Regions from separate parts of the Homo sapiens genome. Here all the other regions are linked to region 2. A link is a loop called in an ENCODE intact Hi-C map of the cell type or tissue named here. Cell type or tissue: Caco-2. All regions are shown on one strand.

Region 1 (8,000 bases), 130 kb before region 2:
GGACCTATGTAGCACCAGAAATATGATGCCAAATCCATAAAACTAGGCAAGAAGAAAGAACATCTCTTAGCATCTGCCATATTACTTTTTGAGTGAATGTTTGAATGACAAACTCATAGAAATTTTTAACCTCTCAGTTGTCTTTTGCTGATATTTTCTCTATGAGATCACAGGAGCAAAGAGCAATGGGGAAGAGGTGAGCTAAGAGTAAGCCAACTCTCTCCATTTCCTTCTCCTTTCCTCAACCTGACACCTCAGCCAAATTCTCAGATATTTTATTTAATTGTGTAAGATTCATGCACTTTCAGGGAGACTGTCAACTGTATTTGATCTCCTGCCTTGAAAAAGTGGGTTGATCCCTGACCTGGCTGGCATTATGTCATGAGGAGTAAACTTTGACATTGAAAGGCTGGTGTCTGATTGGCCAGGGCTGGTTTGTTAATGGAGATGAGCCTGCAAGGGTTCATGTGGTAGAGAATTAAGCAGGATGACTCCTTTTTCAGTCAGGATGAATTACACCTCATCGTTATTCATTTGAAGCATAGATTTAGGAAGAATTTTAATCATATTATATTTTTGCAGCATTTATGTTTTTCAAGGCTTTTTCACAAATATGTTTAAATAATCTCCTAACAGCCCTGTAAAGCAAATGACTATGTATAGACAAAATATGGAGAAATAGAAAGAACTATGCATTGTAGGAAGTGAGAAGCCATCCAGAAGAAAAACAGACTAATAGCACCTTCTTAACTTCGTCTATTTGTCAGCCTTCAACCAAAGAACAGATTGGATCCATCACAGCTTTTGTAATATCCCATAAGAAAAGGCATAAAAGAGAGAAGTATCTACTTCCAGGTTGGACTATTAAAAGCATATTATATAATAATGTTCAAAATGATGGAAATGTAATTAATTGAATCATTTTTTAACGGAGTACAATGTACTCATTCAAAATGAGGATATATTTATTGACACAGAAAGATAGAAAAATTTTACAAAAATGTATGTAAAGTGTGACCTTGTTCCTGTAAAATATGAAGTCTAGAACTTTGTTTATAAAAATCTTAACAGGGATTATAGAGGGTGAAAATCTACATTTTTCTCTATTCATGCATCTATTTTTCTAAAAATAATCATTTTTACCTACAGAATTAAAAAATAATAAGAGAAAAAAGATAAGTTGTCTTTATACTTTCTCATCTAGACTTTCAATACTTCAGTATGAAAATACATATTTTAGAAAGAATAAATTGTAGTGTATGTTTAAATGTATCAAAGCCCTCTCTCATCTCTTTTATAATTTTTTCCTCACAGTTACTTTGTGAGGAGAGCCAGAAAAATATTATTACCATTATAATGTAAATGAGATAATTATAACATATGATGGAGGAAATATAAGGTGGGAGTTAAGAGATTACATTTTTGAGAAGTTCAGAGCTATGTTAGAATCTTGGCTGTACAACTTTTTAGACATCCTACCTTGGAAAACATACCTGATGTCTCCATGTTTCAATTTATTAAGTCATAAAATGTGATTATCTTATAAGTTTATGGTGAGGACTGCACCATATGTACCTAGAGCAGTGTGTTCTTATGATGTTGATAATTGTTCTTTTAGCATAAAGTGTTGACGTGGCAAGATTCATAAAAACTAATCAGAAAAAGAACTCAAATATTCTACCTTATTATGCATTCGCAATGTGTCTATAATATTCAGGCTTAGGACTTCCAGCTCCAGCAAAATAACCCTGAGAAAAATGAAGAAATCTGCTGTTTTGAAGTCCCACTTAGAGTTCTGGTTCACTGAAGTGTACCCGCAATTTAAGTGTGTGCAAAGTAGGTCAGCAAAGAAGTGAACTTTGAAGTCCAGTTTTACCTAGTTGCTCCTTTATATGGGTTCAGGGTGGTTGGAGTTTTGCAGCAGTTACATCAAGGTTAAGAAGAAGCATGTTTTGGTCTATTAGGTGGTCTTAGTGAGGAACTCATAAGTCTTTCCTAACTATTGCTATAACTTCTCATAGGAGGCTCTGAGGAACTAAACTCAGGGAACAATAGAACAGAAATGACAGTTTCATTTTATTAATAAATGCATTAATGCCCAGTGCCCTGCTGCATAGGTCTTTAGAAAAAATTGAGTTGGGACATACGACTTGGGCTTCAGGTTTGTGTGGCATTTCTTAATTCTAAATCTTGATCTTCCATCTAAGCAAACAAAAGAAAGAAGTGGCAGAAGAGATGGAGGACAACAGATATGAGCTTATGAAACAGGAGTGAGCTTATTTTGGTGTGGTAGGGCTGAGTACCTGGAAGAGTTCCAAATCTGAATCCTCAAAACTTGTGAATATGTTATTTTTTATGGCCAAAAGGACTTTGAAGATGTGGTTATGTTAAGCATCTTGAGATAGAAAGGGTATCTTGGATTATCCAGGTGTACTCAATGTCATCACAAGGATTCTTATAAGAAGGAGGCAGAAGAAGTCAAGGTCAGAGGACAAGGCGATGTGACAATGTGATAAAGGAAGCGGAGACTGGAGTGACACACATTGAAGATGGAGAAGAGGCCATAAGTCAACAAATACAGGCAGTCACTAGAAACTCAAAGGCAAGAAAATGGGTTTTCCCCTCAGAGGCTCCAGAAAGAATGCCACCCTTGACTTTAGCCCAGCAAAACATATTTCAGACTATGACCTCTAGTCACAAGTAATAAGAGAATAAGTGTGTGTTGTTTTAAATCACTAAGTTCTTGGTAGTTTGTTACAGCAACAACAAGAAATGAATACAATTGCCCACACAGACTTATGCAGGGAGGAGGTGACAAAAAGATAGAAAGGGATCTGGCCCACCTTATCCTTGGAAGGCAGGTTCCATTTCAGCTTATACACTTTGCATCTGGAGAAAAATGTCGAGAAAGGTTAAGCTTGGTGATTCCACTCACTGCTAAGTACAACCCAGTTGGTATTTGGGGATTCTTGTTAGAAAGGGCAGAGTCTACCTGGACGTGGATTCAAGGTTCAGCAGTCTCCCCTTTTTCATACGGGCTTCATCTGTATCACAGTAACAATATGGCTTACATTAACCCAAAGATTAAGGGAAAGTAGCACTGCTATAGGCCAGGGCTTTCAGAAATGGGACACCTCATGAAGCAAAATCTCCATATTTTACTGGATGCGGACTATATCAAAATTGATGCACACAACTTCATGGGACTTTCTAGATGCATATTGCTTTTCTGATTATAAAAGCAGTGCCCATGCACTACTACCTGTGCATTTACACAGATTAACCCTGAGTCGCATTTAATGCTTTTTATTCTTTCAAGGATAATGGTTGAAATTTTAGTAACAGTGGAGTACAATTAAGAAAAACCCTGTTATCACTCTAACTGGGCACTGGCATCAAAGAACAGGAGAAATAAAGAAAAAAGTAATTTTTAAAAATTTTTCTGAAAATGCAGATTTGACATGGCTTTTGAAACTTGAGCATTATGCTATTTCTATTTAAAAGGTGAGATTTTCCTTTGTGTTTGCAGTCTATATTTTCATCACACTGCAAGTGGCTGAGTCTCTACGGTTCCAAACAATAGCTCAACTTGTACCTTTCAAAAACATTCTTAGGAATAACTTAGAAATGGGTTGTCACTCCTCTCCTCACCGCCAGGGGTGGTCATTAGCTGAACTTACTGAACATTTGGGGCAGTAGCAAGCACTTTGATGGCAGTACAACCTGCATGCAATCTATGGGTGTTTTTGGACAGAAGGCCTCAACCAGAAGCCAAACAGAAGTTGTGTTAATACTCCCCAGATTAAAAAGAAAAGTTTTTGTTTTCGTAAAGTTCAACATTCAGCATGTCTTTGTCTAACAGAATCACAATCTGGCTTAGTTGTGGAGTGCTATTTTTTCAGTCCCAACCAGACATTCTTAAACAGAGATTCCTTTAAACAAATAATTTGCTTCTATATATTGTAAATGTAATAATGGGAGCAAATATATACACAGATCCACACACAGAGAGATGTTATTGTGTTGCTGATACAGGAGGAGTTAATTTGAGTCTTTTCACACATTGTGTTATACACATAAAGAAATGCTTCAATGTGACCTGAACATGAATGATAAATCTAGATCCGAATTTATCTAGTGTGCCTTCACCTGGCCACAGACACAGAGAGCCATCTAGTGGTCTCCAAAATACAGCTTTAGGCTGAAGCATCCTAGGAATCCAGTCTCACAAGACAAGAAAGGATTCCAAGCAGCTATTACTTCATTCCTGGTCTTTTGACTGTGGAAAATGTAGATTAATTCACCAAAAAGATCTTCTTCTGCCTTCTACTAAGAAGTTTCATCAACTTCTGCTGTACTGCCAGCCTATCTATAATTGCAGTTAACAACTATAAAGTAAGATATCTCAAAATGTGTCCAGTGGGGTTGGGAGAAAAATGAGATAAAGTCTTACTAACTTTAGAAATGTAGAGTCATTAATTCTTAGTAGCTGTATTTGCTGTCACTTTCATTCATAAGGAAAGATAAAGAGATGCAGCCATTTTATTGTGCTAAGCACATCATTTATTCCTTTATTTCTGATTATAAAAAAATCTATGCTCTTTGTGGATAATTCTAAGATTTAATAAAATGCCAAAGAATCCAAATCACCTATAAATACACAACCAAAAGATCTACTCATATATGTGTGTTATAAAATTGGGGCCATCCTACTTTATGGATTTCCCTAACATATTCATACATTATAAACCGCTTCTCATATCGCAAATATTTTTCTCCATTATTTGTAATGGCTAGATAGTTTGCCTTTGAATGGGTTATTTCTTGGTTTGTTTACCTAGCCCTTGCTGTTTAAAATCAGATTTGCTTCCATTAAAAAAGAAAAAACACTGTTACCGAAGGGATTTTACTACACTCATCTTAGCATTTTTGTAGTTACTTGTGCTGCAGAACACCCTCTACTTGAGTTTTGTGACACCGTCATTGTTTTCCTTGTTTTTTTCCCCTGTCCTTTCATTGTCTTTTACTGATTATGCTTCTTGTCCTTGATCCCTTATAATAATCACCATTGTACTGTGCTGTCTAATATTATAGCCTCTACCCAAATATGGATACTTGAATTTAAATTAAGATTACATAAAATTTGAGTCAGTTTCTCAAGCACATGAATCACATTTCAAGTGTTTAAAACATCTTATGTACCCCATAAATATATATGCCTACTATGTACCCACAAAAATAAAAAACTTTTTAAAAATTTAAATTTAAATTTAAAATAAATAAATTTTAAAAACATAAATTTTAAAAATTTTTAAATAAAATATTTTTTTAATTTTAAATAAAAATTTTTAAATGGGAACATATGGGTAGTGACTTCTATATTGGACAACATAGATATAGAACATTTTCATTTCCATAGGAAGTTCTATTGGATTGTTATGTCAAAGGATGTTCTGTTGCAAAGGAAGAGAAACTCCCACCATGAAGCTCAAAAGCAGGGAATTTGTGCTGAAATCTTACAGGAAAATGACATGAAATAGAAATGCATGAAGTATAGCTGAGCTGTACCACCAGAAGGTGTTTGGGTAGCACCTCTCTTTTTCCCTTGCTCTGGGGCCCAATGGCTCTTCTCTCAGTTTCTCACTTCACATCTGCTACAAACTCCTCTCGGGATACCAGCTGATTCTTCTGCCTTGCCATAGCTTCTCCATGGATGTGGTTCTTATGATAGGACTTAGCCTGACTCTATATGACTTTACAACTCTAATCAATTTATCTGACTACATTTCTTATATCTCTTAGTTCAAATTATCCAGATATCTGATTGGTTTAACCCACATTGGTTTCCCCTCACCCCAAATTATATGTCCTCCCTTAATCCAATCAGAAAGGCCCAGATTCTTAGGTTGCATGCTCAATATGAGACTGACTGAAAATACAGCAGTAAATAAAATAGCAAAGCCCAGGCTCTCAAAGAACTCCCATTCTAGCAGGGAAGATAGAAAATAAGACATGCAAACAAATAAATACGTAATATATTATTATTAGACAGAGACAAGTGCAATGGAGAAAAATACAGCAGAATATAAGATTAGAGACTGACTACAGATGGTAAAGTAAGGTCTGTCTGACCATGGCATTTGAGCAGAGAATGAAGTAAGGAGTGACCCATAAAATCTTCCAAGGAAGGAGCATTGCAAGCCAGGCCAACATAAAATAAAAAGACCCTGAGATAGGAATGAGCACAGTAATAAATAATTGTTGAATAAGGGGACTATTCTTAGTACTATCCATAACACAATTTTTAGTGGGCACTGTTTCAAAGGAGGTATCAATAGTGAACCAATAACCAGATCTAGTACACCCTTTCATACAGGCCTTTTCCATAGTGTCAACTACTGAATTTATCTCTTTGTGTGTGGCAAGGCCAGGAATTTCTAACTTGAAATTGTGGTTATATCTCCAATTCTCACCTTAAGCTAAAAATACTTAAAGATGTCTTGAAAAAGTGTTTTTCTCTTACCTATAACAAGACTTTTCATAACATCTTTGACTTCTCCCTTTTCTTGTTACCAGGTTCTGTTGCTTTCCTTCATATATTTCTCATAGCCCCATTCTTCCTTCTTATTGTCACATTACCTTCTTGCATCAATTCTTTTGAATAGCCTTTTAATATCTAGCTTCTTTCCACCAGACCATTCTGCTCACTGCTGCTAGATAAATTTTCTTAAAGCAATTTTTATTCTTTCATTCATTCAAGAAATACTTATCAAATATAATGCCCTGAGCTTCATGCCATTCCCTTGCTCAAAAACCATTTTACTATAATAATATTCCCTTTCTTTTTCCATGACCCAACACTTCTGTGGGGTGAAATACACACCTTAATAACAATGACTCACTACAGCATTAATTCACAAAATTGGAGTGGGGTGTGCCACACTCAAGAAACTGTATTAAATTATCTAGATTTTGAGAGTATAATTCAATAAAGCATTCCATCTCCTACTGACATGCCGAGATTCAGACATGTTCCCCATAAAGCCAGAGAAATATAGGTTAATAATCATCAGCAAGTTATAGAATCTGGCCCTCAAGGCCATCCACAAACATGTACTGTATTAGTTCATTTTCACATGCTGATGAAGACATACCCAAGACTGGGAAGAAAAGGAGATTTAATTGGACTTACAGTTCTACATGGCTGGGGAGGCCTCAGAATCACAGCCGGAGGTGAAAGGCACTTCTTACATGGTGGCAACTAGAGAAAATGAGGAGAAAGCAAAATCAGAAATCCCTGATAAACCCATCACATCGTGTGAGACTCATTACTGAGAGGTGACAGCGTGCTGGCAGTCCTCACAGCCCTCGCTCGCTCGCTCTGGGCGCCTCCTCTGCCTGGGATCCCACTTTGGCGGCACTTGTGGAGCCCTGCAGCCCACCGCTGCACTGTGGGAGCCCCTTTCTGGGCTGGCCAAGGCCGGAGCCTGCTCCCTCAGCTTGCAGGGAGGTGCGGAGGGAGAGGCGCGAGCGGGAACCAGGGCTGCGCGCGCAGGTCAGCTGGAGTTCTGGGTGGGCGTGGGCTTGGCGGGCCCCGCACTCGGAGCAGCGGGCCGGCCCTGCCGGCCCTGGGCAATGAGGGGCTTAGCACCCGGGCCAGAGGCTGCGGAGGGCGTACTGGGTCCCCCAGCAGTGCCAGCCCACCGGCGCTGCGCTTGATTTCTCGCCGGGCCTTAGCTGCCTTCCTGTGGGGCAGGGCCTGGGACCTGCAGCCTGCCATGCCTGAGCCTCCCACACCCTCAGTGGGCTCCTGTGCGGCCCGAGCCTCCTCGACGAACGCCACCCCCTGCTCCATGGCGCCCAGTCCCATCGACCACCCAAGGGCTGAGGAGTGCGGGCGCACAGCGTGGGACTGGCAGGCAGCTCCACCTGCAGCCCCGGTGCAGGATCCACTGGGTGAAGCCAGCTGGGCTCCTGAGTCTGGTGGGGACGTGGAGAAC
Region 2 (8,000 bases):
GACCTTGATTGCATGGGATAGGGAAAAGGAGAAGCATATTTTGAAACAGTCCAAAAGTAAATCATTAAACTCTCCAGTGATTTTATTATCAGGGGAAGTGCGCAGCAGGAAACAGTACCCCATATCTGAACTTTCCCCATCTTTTGCTTCACCCTATTCCTGAAACCACCAGCCTCCATCTGACCTTCAGTCCATTCTTGACCTTTCCTATCCTCCCCCAGCCTTTACCTTCACCCACTAAAAGATGGATCCATAGGGCACGGATGGAGTGAAGATGTCTATTAACCTCGTTATGAGGTAGTTTCAAAAATGGAAGTTTAAATGGTTGTTTTTAAGGAGCATGGTATAGGTGCAAAAGTAAAAGTAACCATGGTATCAAAACATCCACATCAAAATGTCATGAACACAAATTGCTTAACCTCCCTGACTTCCCTACACTGCAAAACTGAGATATTTTATGTTTCTGGCTTGGTATAAAGAATAGAGATCACATACATCAAAGTGCTGACACACAGTAGGTGCTGAATGGATAGTGTTAATCATATTTGTCCTGACACTGCTGCGAACCAGTTCCATGACCTTTGACAAATCACTTCACTTCTGTAAACTTGTTTCTTTGCCTTAAAATAAAGGACCATGTACCATGGCCAGCAAAGAGATGCTGTGATTCTCAAGTAGGATTGTTTAAGAGGATTCCTGGCCTAACTAATTGAAGATATGGGTCCCGGGGCACAGAGGAGGACAGTGGACTGACTGGCCTCCAGCCTGGGCTCCCCATCCCTGGCCAGGGACCCAGACTTGATTCCCAAGGACCACCAAAATGCATATATGATATATTAATATGTGTTTACCTATTAATATTTATTGAGAAAATGGAGTTCTCTCACAGCAGATCCATTCTTTCCTCTGTTAACTTCTTGGAAAGGGAAAGGGAAGGGTTAGTCAACTATACATTGAAAGCCAAAGGGAATCCCACAAGTCACATTGAGAAGCTTCAATGCCAGTCAGTTTTTTCTGACCAGTTTATCTTTAATTCATATTAAAAACTCAAAGGGAATGGTTAGGGCAGTGGGGGAGGGCAGTTTTAATGCAGTATTTTCTGCTCTTGACAGCTAGCCCACATCCCAACACCCTCCTGCCCCTTTCTCATTCCTACCCCTTCTCTTTTCCATTTAAAATGTCACTGTCTGCTCTTCAACCTGATGAAAGTTATGGGGAGGCAAGGAGAGTTAATGACTGTAGATTGCTTTAAATTGAAAACTCGTGTATATCAAGAGCCACCTTGACAGCTGAGTGCTTTCCTTAGAATAGCCTAAGTAATTAAGTTTAATATTTAAGCCAAGCATAAGATCAGATGGAACCTATCCAGGTAGTATGTTCTGAAAACCCGAAGAAGCACAAAGTTGTCCATGTATTCTTTTATGACATGGAGTAAAATTAGGCCTGAAGAAAGGGAAGCCAGTCTGAGAAAGACCTCATCTTCATCTGTCTTGCTACAAGAACAATTTCCAAATTCATTCGTTCTTTCTTTTGCTTCCTTTCTTCCTGTCTTTCTTTCCCTTTTCTTCCTTGTCTTTCTTTTCCTTCCTTTCCTTCATTCCTTCCCTTTCTTTCTCTCTTTCTCCCTCCTTCCCTTCCTTCCTTTTCTTTCTCTTCCTTTCTCCCATCCATCCATTAGCAAACGTGTTGAATTCCCACGTACCATGTCCCATGCTGGGTGCAGCCAATGCAGAGATGAATACAGAGCTCACAGGCAGAGAGCTCATAGGAGCTCAAGAGAGACTTGTGAAAAATACCCAATTCCACACCGCCACAGGGGCAGCAATAAATGAAGACATAAGGTAAGCCGTGACACAAACAAGGCCATAATTCACACATGGAAGAGCTAGAAGGAATCAAAGCAGGCTTCCTGGAGGAGGTAACCCCTGTAGCGGAAGAAGCCTCCAGGCAAAACCAGAGTAAAACACTGAGGCGTGAAATTGTAAGCAATGCAATTTGGCCTTGCCCTTCGAAGACACTGCACCCAATCATACTGGATTGACAGAATTGTATGCCCTGTTAATAGGGCCCCTTCCCGAGGGATTCTAAAATTACAGGTGGCTGCTTTCTTTGGCCCGCTTGTTATCCAGTCACAGGTAAACCCACAAGTAAATTATAGGCCTTTACTTTTCCTGTGCTCGGGCTTGTAGCTTCCCTACCACCTCCTCAAAGGCAGGGACATCTTTTCTAGTCTTATATGGAAGGCAGTCTAGAATACAGAAGAATTTCAGCTCTGGGAGCAACATACCAGGATTTGACTCCCAGCTCCACCACTGTGTGTCTACGCAAGCTGTGCAACTTCCAAAACTTCAGATCTTCCTCCAAACCCGGGAATAATAATAGGGCCTGACTGAAAGTGTGAAATATATTTAATGAGATCGTTTATGGCGAACACCTGGCTTGACAAATGTTCTCTCCTTCCCTGATTATAGAACCATGCACGCAGAAAAAATACATATATTTGGTGAATAATAAGCATAGACAAGAAATTACAGTTGGTGCACCCACCCTCTTAGGCCCATCTTGGTCCCATCTCGAAAAAAGCAGGAGCATCTTATCATTACAAGCATCTTCTAACTCCGAGATAAACACTCTTTTATGTATTGCTTACGTATGTTATAGAACCAAATAATTTTTTATTTCAAAATGAGAAATGCATGATTCTGGAATTTTCTACTTTTCAAATTGCTGGTTTAACTAACTTTTGTAGTGTTGTGTTCTTTCTTTCCTCTAGCTCAGTGTCTGAGTGGGAAAAAGTGAAGATGCTTTATACAAACCATTAGACTGCACTTAAAACAGATCTTTACGGAAACAATGGTAACTTGGTCTTTGCATGTAGTCAATTGTATTTCGAAGTTAGGCTCCTGTGTGAACAGGCCCAAGACCTACAATTCTCTGGTCTTGTTTTCCCCTCCCTCCGTATCATCACAAGATTAGGGCTGCTTCTCTGTTGCTTTCTGGCTACTATAAATAACACAAATTAGGATTCTGAGAGAAGGAAAACTAATTTCAGCAAGTGTCTCCTTCACCCTTGCTAACGACCAAGTAAACAGACCTCTCGGAATAAGAGTCCCCGCTTTTATATGCCAGAGATACTTGGGCATAAATTACACCCAAGACCACATACTGTTAAGAGTTCTTGCTTTTCCCCTGGTTAAATTCGGCAAACTCATGAATATTTATGAAATGCTATTTACTATGCAACTAAAAGGTATGAACGGTGCTAAAACTGATTAGGACTATTGTGAGAGACAGTCTTCCTTCCATTTTTTTAGACTTCCATGCACTAAAGTCTGTGGGGGATCACAGGAAATGGGACTCCTCACTCACCTCTATTCCCTGTGCAGAGAGGAGTTGCCTCCAGGCTTTGAGGATTCGGGTTTGAAGAAAGCGGAGAAAGCATGGAAATGTGTGAAGATTGCCATCTAGTGGCTATTGATGCGAGTTGTTACAAAATACTGCAAAAGCCATCTTTTTTCTTTCTCACAAAAGGCAAAAACCAAGTCTAAAATTGTGAGAAATTGCCCTGACATTTCCTCCAGGGTATCTGAGGACAATTCCTCCCCATGCGGCTGTGGGAGTTGGTAGAATTTCAGGACGTGTTGGATGAGAAGGCAACATCATGAGAGAGCCCTGGAGCCTTTATAGAGATGCCCCTCTTCTCACACAGTATAGGTGGCTTCCTGCAACATGAAAGCTTAGGGCTAGCTGGCCAGGGAAGCCAATGCACGCACATCTGGGGCCTCCTCTGAGCTCCTTCCCTCTGTCCTTCTGTCCAATAAGACTTCAGCCTAGGTGTTATGGGTTGGATTGTGTCCCCCAAAAAAGATATTGAGGTTCTGAGGTCCTAATTCTCAATACCTCAGAATGTGTTCTGGTTTGGAAATAGGGTCATTGCAGACATGTTTGGTTGAGCTGAGATGCAGTCATATTGCAGCAAGAGTGAACCCCGAATCCAGTATGACTGGCATCCTTGTCAGAAGCCATCTATCACACAAAGACAGACACTCAGGGAGAGCACCATGTGATGATGAAGGCAGAGAATGGATTTATGCATCTGCAAGTCAGGAAGGCCAAAGATGACCACAAACCACCAGGAGCTAGGAAGAGGCAAGCAAGGGTTGCCCTACAGGTTTCAAAGGGAGCATGACCCTGCCAACTCCTTGATTTCAGACTTCTAGCCTCCCGAACTAGGGGACAATAAATGTCTGTTGTTTAAGCCACCCCGTTTGTGCTGCTTCATTACAACAGCTCTTGCAAAATAATTAATACACTCCACATTTTACTTCTAGTGCCTCTTGCATCCCAGCTCAGGCTCTTCTAGACAAGCATTTGTAGATGTCATTGTTTCCTAGCTGCTCTCCCAGATACTGGTCTCTTGTCCTATTCAATCTACCCATAATGCCAGATTAATCTCTCCAAAATATAATTGTGATTAAGTTGTTCTTTTGATAAAACGTGTGCTTTCCCTACTGGGTAGAGACTAAATGTCTTAGCCAAACATTCAAAACCCTGCTTCATCTGGTTCTGTCTAGCTCATCTTCTGCTACTTTGCTCAAGTACTTCAGCCATTATAAGCAACTTGCTAATATCTACACCTGTACTCTTTCCCACTTCTGTGATTATGGTACTTGTTCCCTTTTCTCCCTCAGGATCAAATACTTCTTGAAGAAAGAAAAAAGTCTTCCTCTATTGTTCCCAGCAAGAAGTAATTTCTCAATTCTCTGAGTTCTTATAGTTCTTTTCCCTTACCTCTCTGATGACATGTTTTGTTGTCCATCTTGTATTATTAATTATAATTCTTTAATGCCTCAATTCACTCACTGATCAGCAAGCTTTCTGAGCAAAGACCATCTCTGAATGTCCCAATGCTTTACATGTTAAAACATGATTGAATAAATGATGCCCTATAAAGAATAATTGAGTAAATGTTGTCTTTTCTTCAGTGTATGGGGAATGGTCAAACCATCTTATCACTTCGTCCAATACCATGCTCTCCCTTGACCTCCCTACTCCGGTATGCTCCATATGCTCTCCCTTGACCTCCCTACTCCAGTCACACTGGCATTCTTTCAGTTCCTCCTACTTGTTTTGTTCCTCCTGCCCTAGGGCCTCTTTGCACATGGAGTTTCTTCTACCTGGAACACTCATTCCTTCCCAGAACATCTAGTTAACTTCTTCTGCTTCTTGAGATTGTAAATCAGTCATCATTTCCCCAGTAAAAGTTTTCTGTTGTCCAAACTCTCCTGGTACCATGTACTTCTCATCTGTAACACTCAAGGCAGGTGCTCCTTTACATCTATGGACATGATAATTTGGTTAATGTCCATCTTCCCATCAAAACTGTAAGCTCCAGGAGAACAGGGACAACAAGAAAAGTATCCACTTTAGGTCAGTATTATATTCTTCTCACATAGTAGATCCTCAATAATTATTTGTTGAGAAAACAAATAAATAGCTGAGTATATCTGTGTGCATGTATGCATACAGTCTACTTGAGTTTTTAAGCAAGCCTAAAGTAGGCAATAATTATAATCTCTACCATTCCTGTACCTACTATGTGATAGGCATTGAGCACCCTTCTTCTTATAATCTATCTCATTTAATCCTGAAAGTGATGTTATGAGTTAGTAATCATCATCCTTGTTTTACAGATGAGTGAAAAGATTCAGATAAGTAACTCTGCCCAAGGTCACAAAGTTGTTAAATAGCAAAACTTTGATTTAAAACCATACATGCCAAAATTCATTAAACACCATTTCAGTATTACAAAAGAAAACCAAACAGATGACAAACCTGATGCTCAAAAACAGTTTAAACTCGAGCTAGTAGTTCCACAGTCTAAACTGTGGCTAACGTCAGTACGCTTAGATATTAAATATGGTGACCGGCAATGCTACAGAAAGGTGAGAGCTTCCAACCAAATGTCAAGGACCACCTGTATAGCTTCTAGAACAGCTGTGTGACCTGGTCTCCTGACTGGCTTGAAAAATGAAGCCTTATATGAACCTCAGGTCTCATTTCCATTTCCGTTGGTTTGATTTTCCAATGTCAGTTATTTTTACATGTGACCTACTCAATATTTCTTTATCTAAAAACTTTTGAGGGAAAAAAATGACATGCTGAAATAGAGGTGCCATCAAGGCTCCTGGTTTCTTCCAAAACAGTTAGTCAACCCTTTTAATTTACTTGCTTCAGTGAATGTCCTACAGTCCACATCAATCCACAGTGATGAACAGAAAAGTAACAAACAGTGTTTTCCATGGAAATTACTAAGAATCATTTACAGAGAAAATCAAAACAATGGTGTTGAGTCCCATAATAATGCTGAGCTACATAGTTTATGAAAGGTAGAACAATGGGAACTCAAGTTCACATTGACTAAAACTCCAGATCTAGCATAATGTTACCTCCTCTACAGCACAGAGTAGAATGGTTCTGCTTGTACACCTGAATTATTTCAGTGAAGTGGTACCATCTTCCTAATACTGTCTGTGTAACCATTCAATATTCCTGTGACAAGATTTCACCTCTTACATAACATTTCTATATACGCTACCTCATCTGACTCTTACAATAACACATCGGTAGATGAAGCATGTGTAGGTATTATCACCATTTCACAGATGAGGATGTTGAGGCTGGTACAGCAATGGCTTCACTCAAAGGCTCACAGCTAATAAGGTAAAGAGCTGAGGCTGGAACCAACTATTTACCTCCTATGCTCTCTCCATTACCCTTTCCTACCTCCTAACCACACACTCACATAGGGAAATACAGCTAAGAGTTTTCACACTGGGAGCTCCTTTCTAAATGACTATCAAGGAATTACTCAGGAGAATGTAAGTGAGGAATCCATAAGAGTGCCTGATGGGCCAGTGATGTTGGTTACTGCATTTCTCAAGTCTGCAATGGAAGGTCTGTAATCAGTCCTCAAAGAGTTTTGAACTGGAGGAGCCAATTTTTATGCTGGTATAGCGTGTGAGCAGCCTGTGGCATACTGTAACCACTACATGAGGAGTGTTGTTAAATGGCTATATGTACACTTAGGTGTCCAGGGCAGGCTGGTATCCTTTAAGACTTCATCTCTACTAGTAGGGTAAGTAACAATAAAATTAGTAATAATAGCAATGATGATAATGACATTATATTGACTAACATTAGCTTTAATACTCACAAAAATGTACAAAATATATATTATTAGCCCCATTTTTCATATGGGAAAACTAATGTCAAGCAACTTGTCCAAGGTCTTACTGCTACTAAGTGGACTGTTAAGATTTGATGTTGGGTTGTCCCATTTTAAATCCTTTCTACCTTATAATATAATACCTAATTAATAATACCTCTTTTTAACCTAATTAATTCAATTGGGATAATAATTCAACCATCAAATATTTTAGCCTCCATATCTTTCCTTTTCCATTAAACTGTCTAGCTCTGTGCTGTCCACTATGATGGCCACATGTAGTTACTGAGCACTGGGAATGTTATGAGCTCTAATTGACATGTGCTGTAAATATAAAATACAGTACAAAAAGTGTAAAACAACTCATTCATAAATGATAATATTGGTTACATGTTGAAACGGTAACACTTTGGATATATTGGGTTAATATAAATATATTATTAAAATTCACTTCTTTGCTTTTTAATGTTACTAAAAATTTAAAAGTACATATATAATTAGACAGCACTGCTATAGATTATTATTCCAAGATTCATCTACTTTATCCCCACATACTGATCTCACAGAGAACCAACCAGTATGAAAATGTTTTTGCTGTTGAATTATTCTCATGGCTCATGAGCCTATAACATAAGATATCAAAACACTATGTTCTATAGTATATGTCAGACTGTCTTTATTTTTTACCATAATCCAAGCAAGAAAATATGTCATATTGCAAACCCAGAATGACCTGGTATTCCTTTATCATATATATACTATATTTAGTTTT
Region 3 (8,000 bases), 100 kb before region 2:
TCCCCAGTTTCCACCCACCCATCTCTACCCTGCCTAGACTCCCAGTGATCATTTACCTATAATTACCTCTCCTGTTCTTAAAGACTGAACTGATACTGTCCATACTTCAAATCTAATCTCTGTATTTTCTTCTCCCGGACCCCAAAATCACTGAGATTCACCCGGAGTTCTCTAAAACAGGATTTCCAGGAAAAACAATTTAGAGAATAACAGTAAAAGAGACCAATTTTATGTAGAATAGGTTTACGTTCAAGGCATCCAAGCAACACTTTTTGAAATGTTCTTTAAGCCATCATGTTGATAGATCATAAAATGACATCTATCATTCTCTGAGTCTTTCATAACTGAAAAAGGAATAAATGCAGTGTAGAGTCAGGCTAGAGTGTTTCACTTCCTTGGGGCCTTGGGTACTTGTATAATAATTTTTAAAACATTTTTGTACTTGTGTAATAAAAATAATCACTCACCTTGATATGCATTTTACAATTTGCAAAGTAATTTCAGTCACTTAACCTTGCATATACGTAAAAACCTAAAACAACTTTGAGAGGAAGGCATTATTCTCCCAAATTACAAATGAACAAACTGAGCGTTGGGTAATTTATTTTACCGAGCAAGTAAAAAAATAAAATTTTCTGATTTTAAGTCCAGTTCTCTCTCCTCTAAATCACTACAGATGCAGAGGTCCTTCTGAGAACTTAGACGGCAGCGTGAGCTGCTACAACATCAACTATGGAATTCGTAGGTCCTAACTTCCCTCCTGACACATTAATAACCAGGCTCTGCTGCCTCCACAAAACCAAGTGTATTCTACCAAAGGTCCCATAAGCAGAAAATTGTACTCTGTTTCAATAAATGGTATATTTTTTAAAGCTGCCTTTAGATTACCCCCTTAGCACCTTGAAACTGTATTTATTATCATCTGAAGCTGGTGACATAGATAAATAATGAATCTTATTTCTTACCAGAAAAGGTCATTTGAATTTTCTGAGACCTATTTGACCTCAAATACACATTAACATATTTATCATTAGCTTCCTTTATCATGTCCGGCCTCTAGAAATGGGTAAGCATCTCATCTTCCTAGAAAAATTCAATTTCAAAAGAGAAGAAAAAAAAAACAAAGAGTTAGAATACAGGTTATGGCTAGGAAAATGTGAGCAGGCTGTTTAAAGAGTGAGTCCATTGCCAAGGGTCATAGGAATATTTTGAAATTGCCTGTGTGTTACTATCATTTAGAATCCTTTCCAAAGGTTTCTGAAAACATTTACAAGAGTTAAAGATTCAATCTTGAGCTTTCTACTATTGTGTGGGATTTATAAAATATGTCCTATGACATATTCATATGTTGGAGGTTTACTGCGAAATTTTATGTGACAGTCTGCAAAGTTACTTTGAGGACTTTTGATAAACATCTGGGAGATGTTAGCATAGACCTTATAATGTGAAAGGTAGATGCTCACTCATCTAGCATAAAAATGTCAGGCTAGCCATAGAAACGCATAAGACAAATCACTACTCCATTATTTCTGAAGATTTATGCTTTGAACAAAGATGATAAATTTAATTCTGGATCTCTTAGCCAAAATGACCCATTACCATACTTCTATTATTTCTATAATATAAACAGAACCCTATCATGGTAGGGATCATATACGTATTTCCTAGACCACATTAATATCTATGACCTTGATCTCATTTGGGGGGTTGGCCACAAGACACCATCTCTCCTTTCATATAGTGCTTTCTACTACTATGGCTTAGCAATGCTACAAAATAGTCCCCTAGTGCCAATGGAAGAAAATATGCTGTAATTGGCTTTATCTATAAAGCTGTCACAAAAACCACATTATCTTATTCAAAAAGATACATAAAAGACGTATAATTCCAGTCTCCTCAACACTGGACAACACATTGCTCTGCATAAATAATGTTAAATTCCTGAGAATCATGAAGTCTAATTTACTATTCAAGTCTTAAAATCAAGATCACATTAGTTACTTAGTGATCCATTGACTACTATTAGCGTTCATTCACTGACAGGGCCTCAGGACCCTTCTGATTGAAAAATATTTTATTCTCAGCAACTAACTCATTTTGCACTCTTCATCTAAATTGTAGCATTGTTCTCATTCTCCTTTTTTCTAAGTCTATTACATATGTGGTGCTTCCATAGACTGGCCCTTACCCCCCACAGACCTTTTTGCAATGAGGAGTTCTCTTTTTTTCCCCACTTGATAATCAGCAGGGTGCAATGAGTCAACATTAAAAGGAAAGCCTCGCCAAAGAACTATCAAGGGAGAAGTGAGCAACTTCGGCCTTCATGCTCCTTTCCACTCCCCTCCCTAGCAGAAACATTAAGCTTGAAGAATTGTAGCAATGGCCTTTCCCAGGACAATTCTGAAAGGGAGTATTCCAAAAAGGAAGCCAAACTTCGCTATCCACTAATCCCAAATCCTAATTCCTTAACTGTGGTTGCTTGCCACAATTAAGGGTACAAATAATTGTCTCAATATTGTCTTAAAATTTTAGGCATATATAGTGTTAGAAATGTCTCTGTTATTACTGGGAACAATGATAAAAGGCTAAATCAAAACAAAATCAATGTTGCTTAAACTATAGAGATGAGTGTATTAAAAATAGTTTAGCTTTAAAATAATATGACCCCCCTCTATATTCATTTCTTACTTCTCAGAAGCTGCCAATCTGGAATACTTCAGAGGACATATGAAGAAGGCATTACCAGGGCAACCAAAAGGGAGGTTTTTCTTGACTGTGCCAAATGTATACAGCATCAGATAATAAAGTAGCCATAAAGAAGAGCAGTCAAATGGATGCTTTTCCGAGTTGGATTTGGATTCTATCATTTAAGCTTATTAGATATAAACAATAATTGGTGATAGTAAATTTATCCAGCCAGCATGTCTGCAGTTCAGTTCATTACACCATTATCATGGACAAAGAAGTACAGACATTTCTGCTGATGTAGCTACAACCCTGGGGCTACTTACAGACTATTGTGCATACTGCTACACTCCATAAGAAAAAATACTTACTGCTGGGAAATTTTGCACTACATTTTTAACCTGCTGTTTGCACAGTTGACATTTCAACATCATGATTGTTTACTCTCCTGGGAGATACTGGCATCTTTTGCAAATTTTAGCGGCTGTTGAATAATTGCTGTTAGGATGTTTTTTGCTTCTCATTTGCTGATTTAGTCTCACCACCTCATTACAAGATTGTGGTTTCTTTTCTGAAATCTGTGAGTTTCATTTGAAAGTGAGAAGGGAAAAAAGGGAGATCAATCTCCCTGACTTGAGAGACTATAAAACCTGGTCATTTGACAACACATTCACTCTCATTATTTCTCTCCGTCTCCCTTGTGTGCAACGTTCCACATTTTTAGGTAAGGGCTGGGGTGAAGAAAGAAATCTGTGTTCAAGGAACAAATTGAAGCTTCCTGGTCCATCTGAGAATTAAATGAATGGTTGCTTGAAAAGAACCTGTGATGACTTCCTCTGGTAGCACACTCTAGTGCTCACCACCTGGACAATGAGGAAGTTTCTCCTAATGACCAGCTTTAAAAGGGGAGGCACTATTTCCCTGAAATGGTTTACTATGTGTCATAAATCAAATGCAGTAATGTCAGTCTTTCCAGCACCCTGATTGCATAATCTGATTCTGATATTCTTAAATACCTCCAATCCCTTTCTAAACAATGGCTTTATTTGCAAGTGACTAGAATGGGTCACAAAAGAATCAATACTAATATTGTTCACATCTTAAGGTTACTATTGAAGCTGTCAGAAATTCATGTTCCTCCTGAAGACAGACCATGGCCACCCATGGAAGTCATTTAAGTGCATCTGACCCATATGCATTTGTTCTGGCTTCACATTATGTTAAGCAACAGCAGAGATTGATTACATTGCAGGAAGTGGAAAGGTCATAACAATGAATTAACTACCAAATTGTCAATGAGGCACCTCTATCTGTATTTCTTTGAAAAGGAAGTTCAAGTAGTATTAGGTAGGGCAGAACAAGGCTGAAGGGAATAAAATATAAATTCATTAAATCATTTCCATCTCAGTTCTGACATCTAAGAAAATCTTCCCTGATTCCCCAGACTAGGTCGCTTCTTATATTTCTTACTTTAGGTCCATGGAACTTATTATTATAATTATGAATTTACTTGAAATGATTCTTGCTTCTCGTTTTTTTTAACAGTCTCACCAGACAGTAAAATGTAATGATTGAAAATATTGCCTGTAGAGCTTGATTTTGAATTTCATCTTTGCTTCTTAACAGTGGTGTGGTTTTAGTTTCTTCCTCTGCACAATGGAGCAACTAGTAGTTACTACATCATAGAGTTGTGAGGATTAAATGAATAAATAATTGTAAAGCACTTAGGACAGTGTCTGGCACACCATAAACATGCATCCAATAAATGTTAGCTATTTTTCTCACTCTATGAATGTGAAACGAGAGAGAAATGTTAGCTAATTTTTTCACTCTCTGATCCCCCTTTGCAGGACGTGTGGCAGGGGTGTGGCTTGTCTGTTCGGTGGCCCTGTTGCTCAAACCCCTGAGACGAGGGGGAGCACGCAGATGAACAGGTGCCGGAACCCAAGTGAGCGTGTGTTACAGTGTGCTCCTTTAGCCTTGTCATCCAGGGACGGCTGTTAACCCCCGGATTCTTGGCCGGCATCCTGGACCAATCAGATCACACGAACTGTTTAAAAGGTGATGAATGTGGAGACTTTATTGAGCAGTAAATGTGGCTTTCAGCGGGATGGGGAGCTGGAGTGGGAAGGTGGAGGCGGGAGAGGTAATCTTTGCCTGGAGTTCCGCCGTTCTTCTTGGCGGTCGGCTTGGTTCAGACACCTCTTCCTCCTTCTCTGCGGCGCTGCCCTACTGTTCTCTGCGCTCTCTGCCTCCCTCTTCTGTTCTCTGCGGCTCTGTTCCTCTGCTCTTCTCAACATTCAGCCGCTTGTGTGTGTGCCCGCTAAGGTCTCAGGTTTATATGGGCACAGGATGGGGGTGGAGAGGCATGGTAGGCTAGAGTGGTCTTGGAAATGCAACTTTTGGGCACAAAAACAGGAGTGCGTGTTCTCATTTAGGTCTATGGGCACAGGCCCAAGGGTGGAACCCTTGCCAGGGACCTAGCCCTTCTCTACCCAGCATTTCCCTGCCCCCCCTTCCTTATCAAATGTATTATCTTATTAATATCTGCCTCCCTTTTGAGACTCAGGAAGACAGAGAACATGTCTGTTTTGCTCATTCCTGCTGCATTCCCAATACAGACGCTCCTCAACATACAAAAAGGTTACAACCCAATACACACACTATAAAATACACATACCATAAAAATACACACATCATAAAACATCTTAAATTAAATTAAAATATCTTAAATTAAATTAAAAATGCATTCAATACACCTAACCTACCAAACATCATTGCCTAGCCTAGCCCACGTTAAACATGCTCAGAACACTTCTATCAGCCTATAATTAGGCAAAATCCTCTGGAAAGATTGCAGAGTATTAACTGTTTACCCTCCTGATCGTGTGGCTGGACTGGGTGCTGCAGAGCTCACTGCTGTTGCCCAGCATGGCAAAAGAGTGGAGAGTATTACACCTCATATCACTATTGTGGGAAATGATCAAAATTCAAAATTCGAAGTATAGTTTCTACTGAATGTGTATTGCTTTTGCTACATGGTAAAATAAAAAAAACATTAAGTCAAATCATTCTAAGTTGAGAATTGTCTGTATATGTCACATTGCCTAGCACATTGTGGGGATTCAATGCATATTTTCAGAACAAATAAATAAATCTAAAATATATTGCCTAGAAACATGAGTTACCCTGGAAGTGAATATGACCTCAGACATCAAAGGATTGAGTTGGGCCTCTGTATAACATGACATGAAGACATGGAATGGACTAGCCCTATTTTACCAGGAATCCTAAGTAAGACTATTTTAGGAAACATGATTTGATCTACAGGATATCCAATTTTGCAGTAAAGAACTGTCCCATAATGATTTTTTTTTAATAACAGCTAAAACGTCTCATCTTTTGAAGACATTAACTAAAGCAGCAAGCTGCTTGGATATGATGATAATGGTTTCTAATGCTTAGTAAATACCGTTGTTTGCCATTATTACGCTCATTTTAAAGGAAGCCCTTTCGCTTGTGTTTAAACAAAAGAGGAATACAAAAATAAAGCCTCAAAGGAACTAAATTAGATAAAGATATTAGAGACCAAGATAGAGATAAGATCAAGATGGAGATGTTGATGAAGAGACAGTAGTGGAGGCAGAGGGAGTATCAGACTGGGATTGCTCGAGACAGAGGCAGCCAAAAAGACAGATTTCTACAGGTCAGCCAAAACGAATTAATAATAAACCCCAGAGTAACGATAATAAATAATAAGCCCCCAAAACAATTCCACAAGGACAATTTCTGAGAAATGCGTTATCAATCAAAATGTGAGCTCTTCAGTAGAAAGATAAATTTTAATGCATGATACAGAGACATCCTGAGTCAGTAAGTCAGCCACCAAATGCCACTGAACGTTTTCCTAGGTCCTGAGATTATAGTGAGGAACAAATGTCTGGACCCTCTAGGGACTTACAGTTTAGTAGTGAGGAATTGTTTAGCAAACTCATGAAGAACTAAGTAAGATAATTTCAGCTATTGACTGTGCTCTGAGGAAGATAAAATAGTGTCATAAAAAGAAAATATGCATTTGATGGTGGGTGGTGCTGTGAGGAGATTGCTAATGTCAGGGAGGACAGCTCTGAAATATGAGCTGAGACCTGAATGTGAAGAAAGAATCAGCCGCATAGTGATCTAGAGGAAGAAGGTTCCACTCAGATGGAGCAGCAACCACCAGGGTATGAGACAGGAACTAGCTTGAACCTCAAGGCTTTGGGACCACGTGGGTGGAATAAGTGAGGTGAGAACAGTAAGCAAGGCCAGATCATTTAGGGCAGAGAGTAAAGAGCTTGTATTTTGCTTTAGTTGCAATGAGGAAGCTATTGAAGTGTTTTAAGCAAAGGAAAAATGTGAATTTAGATTTTTTTCTAAAAATCACTCTGCCTGCTGTCTGTGTGTCAAACTAATTACTGAATAGGCAGTGGTGGAGGCAGGGATACCAGTGAGTCTGTCACAATAGTCTGTCACCGTAGACCAGGTGATAGACATGGAGGCTTACTGTACAAGCAAGGAGATGATGAAAGTGATTGAATTCAGGATATATTTTGGAGTGAATGGGACTAACTGATGGATTAAGGAGTGACAAGAAGAAAAAGAGAGATTAAAAGCTGATTTCTTCGTTTTTGGCCTGAGCAGTTGGTGTGAGTGATGGTGCAGTCATGGTGACTTGAGAAGGGCTTTGAGAGAAGTGAATTTGGCAGGGGTATCTAGAGTGGGGATAGAGAAAAGAAAGTAATACATTTGTCTGGACTTCTTAAGTTTCAGATGCCTAACAGCAACCCTAAAGGAGATATCAAGAATGGAGTCCAATATATAAGATCTCTGTATTGAAGAATAAGGGGTATAGATGATATCTAAATTTAGTGAGAGTGCAGATAAGAAGAGAGGCAAAGACAGTGGCCTGTGGCACACCAAACTTAGAGAAATGACAGACTGGGAAGAATCAACTGCTGAGATCAGAAAACAAGGCCTATGAGACTGAGAAGCCTAGAGGATGAGGTATTTCAAGAGGGAGTGAACAACTGTGCTGAAAGGTATGTAGAGGTGAGTCATATGTACACTGAAAATCAAGCTTTTCAGCATTGATCATTGATGATTGTTATAAAAGTTGTTTGGATGGATGGTGAGTTTCAAGGCCTGATTGGATAAGAAAATGTAAAGTGAATAAATAAAAAAATTTTTTTTTGGAGATTAGAGTCTCACTCTGTCAACCAGGCTGAGGTGCAGTGGGGTGATCTCAGCTCACTGCAACCTCTGCCTCCCAGGTTCAA
Region 4 (8,000 bases), 380 kb before region 2:
AGGGGACAGACAAAAGTCTACTAGCATGAAAAGACATTAATAGTTGGCTGCAGACATGTGAGATAAATAAACGTCTTTCTCCTCCAATCTGTAAGATGATGTTATACTCATTCAGAATTGTCTATAAAAATATTATATCACTTCTGTACTGTATCTACCAAATATTTGTGGAGCATAAAGCTCTGCAAATAAAATGGCATTCAGAGATGCCATGACACAAGAGGCACGTAATTCTTGTGACACCTCATGGTGCCTTTAACATTATTCATGTCCAAACATTGTTCCTAATAGTAATCAGTTATGAAGTCAGTTCTAAGTAGTTTAAGTCTGGCTGGCGATAAAGAGATAAATGCAAATGATTTGCATTCCACTATACTTTGGACTTGAAATGGCAGATTTGCCAGTGGTTTATGGTAATCATAACTCAGCATCTCTTTGTTAAAACATTATCATCAATAAATATGAAACACTTGAGTAACTTAAAACCACTTTGAGCCTGCAGAGAAAACTCTATTGCTATCTGTTTGAATATGTTTGTACCTTAATTTATCTGTTGATTCAGAGAAACAGGTAAGGCAGTGGCTGTCAGGAACAAGCCAATTTGCTTTTCCACAGGAAATATAGCCTGGCAGCTTCAATAAAAACAGAGGCTTCCAATTAACTCTGTCTATTACTGAGAAAGGTAATCTTTCAGCCAAGTCTGGACTAAGAAGAGAAAAAGGCAGACAAGAAAAGAATGAAAAATAGAGGGGAGAAAACTACACAGTCCTTCACTGTGGCTGCACATCCAAAACACCCAGGGAGCTTTCATGTAATACCAATGTTCAGGCCTTATTCTCAGGGATTTGAAATTAATTGGTTTAGGGTGGACTTTGCATGTCATATTTCTTAAAACTCACCAGATAATTTTTAATGTAGAAGTAGTTTTGAGAACTACTGAAATGGAAGATTTTCATGAGCGATGAGCTAACACTTGTTTGACTTTCTATTAATTTACAGGAATATTACTTGCTAACATTTATTAACTAGCCAAAGTTTATGAACATCACTGTAACCTGAAAGAATCTATAAGCAAAATCAGAATTGAGGCTTTAAGTGTCAACACCAAAAATGACAGTGCTTCTCTCATTTACCTAATTTGAATACGGTGGCTGACACCTGTAATCCCAGCTCTTTGGGAGGCTGAAGTGGGTGGATCACCTAAGGTCAGGAGTTCAAGACCAGGCTGACCTATATGGTGAAAGCCCATCTCTACTAAAGTTACAAAAAAATTAGCCGGGCATGGTGGCATATGCCTGTAGTCCCAGCTACCCAGGAGGCTGAGGCAGGAGAATCGCTTGAACACAGGAGGCGGAGGTTGCAGTGAGTTGAGATTGCACCACTGCACTCCAGCCTGGGAAAGAGAGTGAGACTCCGTCTCAAAAAAAAAATTATATAAAATTAAGTATATATTATGACATTAATGAGCTAATTAAGTAAAATAAGTAAAGTAATAAGTAAATAACAGGTAAATTACAAGCAAGTCTGTGATTCTTAATCTGCTTTTTCCAAGGGAAACTATGACACAGAATAAAGAAACATAAGAGAAACAAATGAAATGTGAATCTCAATATAGAGATATTTCACCTCCCTGGTTACCTGTATTTCTAGGTATTTCATTCTTCTTGTGCCAATTGTGAATGTTATCGCATTCTTGATTTGACTCTCAGCTTGGATGTTATTGGTGTATAGAATGCTAGTGATTTTTGTACATTGATTTTTGTATCCTGAAACTTTGCTGAAGTTGTTTATAAGCCCTAGGAGCCTTTGGATAGAGACTTGGGGTTTTCTAGGTATAGAATGATAATTTCTGCAAGTAGAGATAGTGCGACTTCCACATTACCAGTTTGGATGTCCTTTATTTCTTTCCCCTGCCTGATTGCTCTTGCTAGGACTCCCAGTACTATGTTGAACAGGAGTAGTGAAAGTGGACATCCTTATTTTGTTCCAGTTCTTAAGATGAATGCTTCCGGCTTTTGCCTATTTAGTATGATGTTGGCTGTGGGTTTGTCATAGATGGCTCTCATTATTTCGAGGTATGTTCCTTCAATGCCCAGTTTGTTGAGGGTTTTTAACATGCAGGGATGTTGACTTTTATAGAAATGAAGCTTTGTCTTTGAAAGAAACTGAAAGAGAATTAGTGGCCCAAACCTGTTCTTCTTCACCTGTAGTTCTTATCACTGTGCAGAGAATGAACCTGCAGATTATATAAACAAGCTGTGGTTATAGAATTGTATGTTTATTTGGGCCAGCCTGATTTAGTCTTACTATTTGGAGAAAAACATTTATCCCCGCCAGCCGTTTAAGTGTGAAATATGCTCAGTGTCTATGGTGAGCAGAGGAGAAACCTCACAGATGGCCATGCCCTAGTCTCCAGAACCTGTGGTTATGTTTCATTACATAGCAAATGGAAACTAAAGTTGCAAATGTGTTAAGGTAATTAAGGTTACTAATCAGACGGCCTGAGACAGGGAGATTATATTGAGATATCCAGGTGGGTGCAAGGGCAACACAAGGGACCTTTTAAGTCGAAAAGGAAAGCAGGAGGCATGAGTCAAGAGTGGTGCAGTGTGAGAAAAAGTCAACAAACCACTGCTGGCTTTGAAGACAGAAGGGAGCTATAATCCCAGGCATGAGAAACTAGAAAAAGGCAAGGAAATGAATCCTCTCTTAGAGCCACCAGAAAGAAACACAGTACTGCTGACATTGATTTTATCCTAGTGAGACTCATTTTGAACTTCTAACCTCCAGAACTACAAGATAATACATTTGTGTTGTTTTAAGCCACAACAGTTTGGTGATTGGTTACAGCAGCAATAGAAAACTAATACAGTGTGCATACACTTGGGACCTAAACCATCTTGACCCCAGATGTGACCTCAGTTGGGCTTCAGTCCGTAATATCCTTACTTTCAACCATCTGGTTAACTGTTCACAACTTCATCACTCATTGGACACTTTGCCAAATTTTTCTCAGCCTTTGACTTTCACTGTTCTGTTGACTTCAATTTCACTCCTTTTCATGCATGGAAACTTATATAAATTACTACCTGATTTAAAAAGATTCCCTTTCAGCTTGACCTAGCCTCCAAGAACACCCTTACCTAAGATACCCCTACAGGTATCTTGTAAGCACATACCTGATCTGTTTCAACTTTCCAAGCAAAACGTAACCACCATATCTCAAGTATCTGTTTATGATCACTACTGTGAGTAAATTTTATATACTAAATAAAGCTATAATTTGTCAACAAAACATTCAATAGATGATAAATCTAAGATTTTTTCATTCCCTGTTCACTGTAACAGAACAAGAATGTAGCTGTCCTATAAAGGAAATAAATACGCCATCTACTGGATTCAAATGAAAACTACAAGCAGAAGGCCTTAAATTTATAGTTGACACTATGCTGCTATAACATTTAACTATAAAAGCAAAATTTTATGTTTTTATCATTTTATGAAAAATAACAAAAAATATTTTGTTTTTGTGCCAGTTGTTCAGACTCTAGAAATCATTTCCCTTATCTCATAATTGCTAAATATTAATTATAATAGAAACTGAGTATGTTCTGAGATACATAAATAAATTATGTTCATAGTCCCATTGTATAAGAAACATTTTTCAAGGTTATTTTGGTTATTATTGCTCAATCAACATCTAAAAGAATTTTTAAATGATATCTCACTGTGTATAACCACTCATATGTAGGCTGTGCCCAAGCACTTAAATACACACACACACACACACACACACACACACACAAACGAGAGAGAGAGAGAGAGAGAGAGAAGCATTTTGCTTCCACGTATCCTAAGCATCCTAAATCAAAACTACAAATCTGCTGACTTAAGGAGGAAAGAATAATTTGAACATTATTGAGTAATAAAGATCACCCTCTAATAAATAAATTATATCATAATGGCAAAATCAATCTTTTTTGACATTTATTTATGTGTATTTAGTTTTCACCGTCACTTTAGGAATACAATGACACTATGGTTACATTCATAATAATTAATTATTTAATTCTATTTTAGTAACCTTTTATTGCCTTTTTTTTGTATACTTTCTTCTTCTGAAAACACACATACACACACACACACACACACACACACACACACACACACTCTATTTCTGTAGTTTGGGGTGGGAGCTTCCAGCCAATACAGGATGTTGACTCTAATTATAATTTGCCCTGTGTACACCAAGTGACTGGGACCTTATGATACACAAATCTCAAGGAGCTACACAATCATATTTTGATTAGTGCAGGAGTAAGTTGCTCAGCATACAAAGAGCACATGACAGTGAATAAAATCAACAGCCCCTGTAGTCTAGAAGCCTAGATCTCAAACTGTGAAAATTTCCTAAAATTTCCAAAAGCGGGCATAAGTAAAGAGAGAGCTCAAAATACTGAATAAAGGTGTGAGAAATTAAAATTGGAAACCTTCCTCAAGTGAGGTAAAAACCTAGTGACACAAGTGTCACCCAGTTGCAGATGTTCAGAAATGCAAGCCACCTAATTGAGATGACTAAAATGTGCAGGCTGATTTGTTACAGCAGTTAGCATTACTCTCAGGACTAAACAGGGAGATTAAAAGTCCAAAGGGACTCCATGTTAATACCTCAGTGGAAAGGGTAAGACCCTATAGTCTGGCTATGATGACTCTCAAAACTTTGGACACTTTGCAAACACTTTTATTACCTAGTTTTGATTAGCAGAAAAACTTTAAAACTGAAAAGAATCATCTCCTTGTGTCTCTTCCTTCCCTTCTCCTCCCTCTTTAACATCCCTTCATCTTCCCTTCTCTGTACTTTATTCAAAGAATTAAAGTGGGTGAACAAGTAGCCCAACAGAGAGCTAAGGCACTGAGTAAATGGCTTCCTATGTCACAGCCAATCTAGCAAAGAAAGAAGCCTCAGGAAATACAAAGGGTACTGACATGTTTATGTCAAAGTTAAATCTGGACAAAAGCACATTGTATCTCTGGGTCACATTATTAAAAAAAAAAAGAAGAAGAAGAAAATGGAAGCAAGTATAAACATAAGCCATAAAAAGCACCACTTAATTCCCGGAGTGATTTATTTGGTGGACTTCTTCTCCGATTCTTTATTTTCTTAAATAAAACATGATAAACCACTAATGTGAGTATATATTGCGACAACTACTTCAAAAATGTATTTGCCATTATCTACTAAGTATGAAGATATGTCTGTCATATGACCCCAACAATTCAACTTCTGGGTATACCCAAAGGAAGTAAGCATAATTATGCCCAAGAGATATGTACTTGAAAGTTCGGAGCAGCATAGTTTATAGTAGCTGTGATGGTTAATATTAAGTATCAACTTGATTGAATTAAAGGATGCAAAGTGCTGTTTCTGGATGTTTCTGTGAGGGTGTTGCCACAGATGTGTGCTTCATATACACATCTATCCTATTACTTCTGTCCTGCTAGAGAACTCTGACTAACACAGTAGCCAACAATGAGAAACATACCAAATGTCCATCAACTAGAGCAATCAAAACAAGAAGTAACAATATAGATGACCTTAACAGACAAAATGTTTGCGGGGGGGAGAAACGATTATAGATGAATACACATAAAGCAAGGCAGAGAAAAGTTCATATAGTATGCTTACATTTAGGTAAAATTCAAAAGCAAGCAAACTAACATTATCATTTAAGAGGGCATATATAAGTCATAATACAAACCAAACAGCCAATACATTTCTTCTTATAAAATTCAGGATAGTGGTTATAGGGAGGAAAGAAATAAGATAGATAAGGGGCTCCAGGGCTTCTGGGTTCTAATGCTGTGCTTGCTATTTCTTGACATAGAAGGTGTTTACATGAGGATTGTTACAATAATTATAGTATGTTCATATTTTGTGCATTTTTATAGATGTTTTAATTTACTTTTTAAAAACTTAAGAAGGATTCAATTATTTTTCCTCAATACTTCGCTGTGAACTCTGTGAAAATGGGAGTCATGTCTGTTTTGTTCATTGATGTTCTCTCTAGGACTGAGCACACAGGCTGGAACAAAGGAGCTCAACAGAAATTTGATGACTAAATGAATGAAAGAAAGCAAAGCTAAGTAAAGAACCAATTACTTTAATTTTTTAATTTATTAACAATAATAAAAGTGATTATAAGAGTTAGTATTTATGGAACACTCACCATGTACTAGACATTGGTTTAAGCACTTTATTTACATCTTATTATTTAACCATCACAACAGACCTATGAGTTTGATAACATACTATGGTAATTACACGAATGAGAATGCTGAAGTTTAGAGATTTTAAATAAAATCTGCAGGGTTATCAGCTAGTAAGTGGTGGAGCTGGGACTCAAATTCAGATCCATTTTATTTGAACATCTATATACTTTTTTACTACTTTACATACATAATCCTCTGAATCAATTCAATTGATTCAATTACCTACTGAATCAATTAATGATTATTTTGCTTTTTTAGAAACTTTTTGTGCCTTCAGTTTTCATTTTAAAATATCGATGAAAGTTTCCTTCACTGAATTGTCTCCTATACTCACTAGAACCATTTTTCATAATGTCACAAGACATTAACATTTCCTAAGATTCCGCTACCCTGACTAGTGCTTGCCTTTTGAATATTACTGTAAAAACCAAAGGAGCCACAATGTTAAGAAGTATGGCTATTGGCAACAATAAAAAAAAAAACTCTATTTACCAAAAGTATATAGATGTTATAAAATTAAAAGAGAAATTACATCCACACAAAGAGACATTTTCATGAGCCTTTACATACCAAAAAAATAGTTTCACATCTTGATAACTGACAAGATATAAGGAGGTACTCGTGGAATGATGAAGAGATATCAAAAACATACAAGAGCCCCCTGTATTTCCCAGAGGCTTTCACTGGCCAAATACAGGGTAGCAAAACAAAGAATCATAACAATAGATTATAATCTATTGAATAAAATAATAACCCATGAACCTACAGAAATATTAATTAATGAAGGAAGAAAAAGTTTTTTCTTATAGTAGAATGCCAGGTAATAAATATAAAAGAAATAATGGAGGGAGGAAATTATCAATGTTGAGAAAAAAGTGACAGAAGTTTGATGAGAAGCATGATAGTCTCAAAGAATCTCTTCACAAATTGTTAATTAACTTCAAACATAAATACAGCAAAGTTACAATGGGAACATTCTGGCAATTACCGTCAGAACTAGTTTTCAAAGTTATAAAATAAAATGTCCTGTACTAGAAAAGAGGCATAACTATAATGGGAATGTTCGTATTTGATAGATTAAATAGAGAAGTATAATTAGTTAGGTTTACATAAATAAAGGAAAATATTAAATATGCAAATGCAGAAGGAGAATATATGTTTATTTTTTCAATTACATATTGGACATTTATAAAAATTACAATATGTTAAGCCACAAAGAAAACCTCAGTGAATTCCAAATGAACAAAAACAAAGACTATATCTTCTATTAAAATGGAAAAGTGTTATAACTCAAAATCTTTTGATATACACACTCAGAGAAGAAGCCTGCCTTAAACGTATTACTTGCTAGCCAGGGATGAATATGAGTTAGTTACTAAGTTAAAAGTTACAACCGGAACAAAAGAAAACTTTGAAAATGGAAGTAAGGAATTATAAACTATAAACTTAGAGAATGGCAAAAAACAGTAACAGAAAATAACTTAGAATTACAAGAGAATATTTGTACATATAAATCTATATTAATCTATTTGAAAGCCTTCAACATGAAAGCATTAAGCTACCTTTGAGATTGGAAAACCCCCGGTAAAAAAAATTGTGGTATTATCCCTAAACATTTTAAAAACTAGTAAGAATATGAAATACTGAGGTTAAATAATAGTATCAACTACCGATAAACTCTGGAAAACATAAAGTGAGACAGACTAGTCCTAGGTTATGTCCCTTATTGA

Evidence for each region. A loop is a pair of places that touch in the nucleus more often than their neighbours do. Peaks named below come from ENCODE experiments on the same cell type or tissue, not always from the same donor. Only the 100,000 strongest peaks of a DNase experiment are listed, where the experiment ranks them.
Region 1: it touches region 2 in a loop (6-fold over the local background); 44 of 110 quality-filtered maps call a loop at or near these places.
Region 3: it touches region 2 in a loop (5-fold over the local background); 7 of 110 quality-filtered maps call a loop at or near these places.
Region 4: a loop joins it to region 2, with 4 times the contacts of the local background. A loop is called at or near these places in 4 of 110 quality-filtered maps.

What each region holds. Positions count from the first base shown.
Region 1 is chr9:101,724,009-101,732,008 of GRCh38, reverse strand. All of the region lies in intron 1 of GRIN3A (glutamate ionotropic receptor NMDA type subunit 3A), which reads left to right. Among named protein-coding and RNA genes, the nearest start is that of GRIN3A, 11 kb to the left of the region's middle. In Caco-2, CTCF peaks have their summits at 3,599, 3,801 and 4,188 (motif pointing left); a DNase peak (open chromatin) is centred at 3,669.
Region 2 is chr9:101,597,808-101,605,807 of GRCh38, reverse strand. The region is part of intron 6 of GRIN3A (glutamate ionotropic receptor NMDA type subunit 3A); the gene reads left to right. Among named protein-coding and RNA genes, the nearest start is that of PPP3R2, 6.8 kb to the right of the region's middle. In Caco-2, no CTCF peak of the experiment used is centred here; a DNase peak (open chromatin) is centred at 3,437; H3K27me3 peaks cover 147 bases.
Region 3 is chr9:101,702,219-101,710,218 of GRCh38, reverse strand. All of the region lies in intron 1 of GRIN3A (glutamate ionotropic receptor NMDA type subunit 3A), which reads left to right. Among named protein-coding and RNA genes, the nearest start is that of GRIN3A, 32 kb to the left of the region's middle. In Caco-2, a CTCF peak has its summit at 4,956 (motif pointing left); a DNase peak (open chromatin) is centred at 4,888; H3K4me3 peaks cover 173 bases.
Region 4 is chr9:101,973,196-101,981,195 of GRCh38, reverse strand. No RefSeq gene overlaps it. Among named protein-coding and RNA genes, the nearest start is that of GRIN3A, 240 kb to the right of the region's middle. In Caco-2, CTCF peaks have their summits at 3,091 and 3,403; no DNase peak of the experiment used is centred here.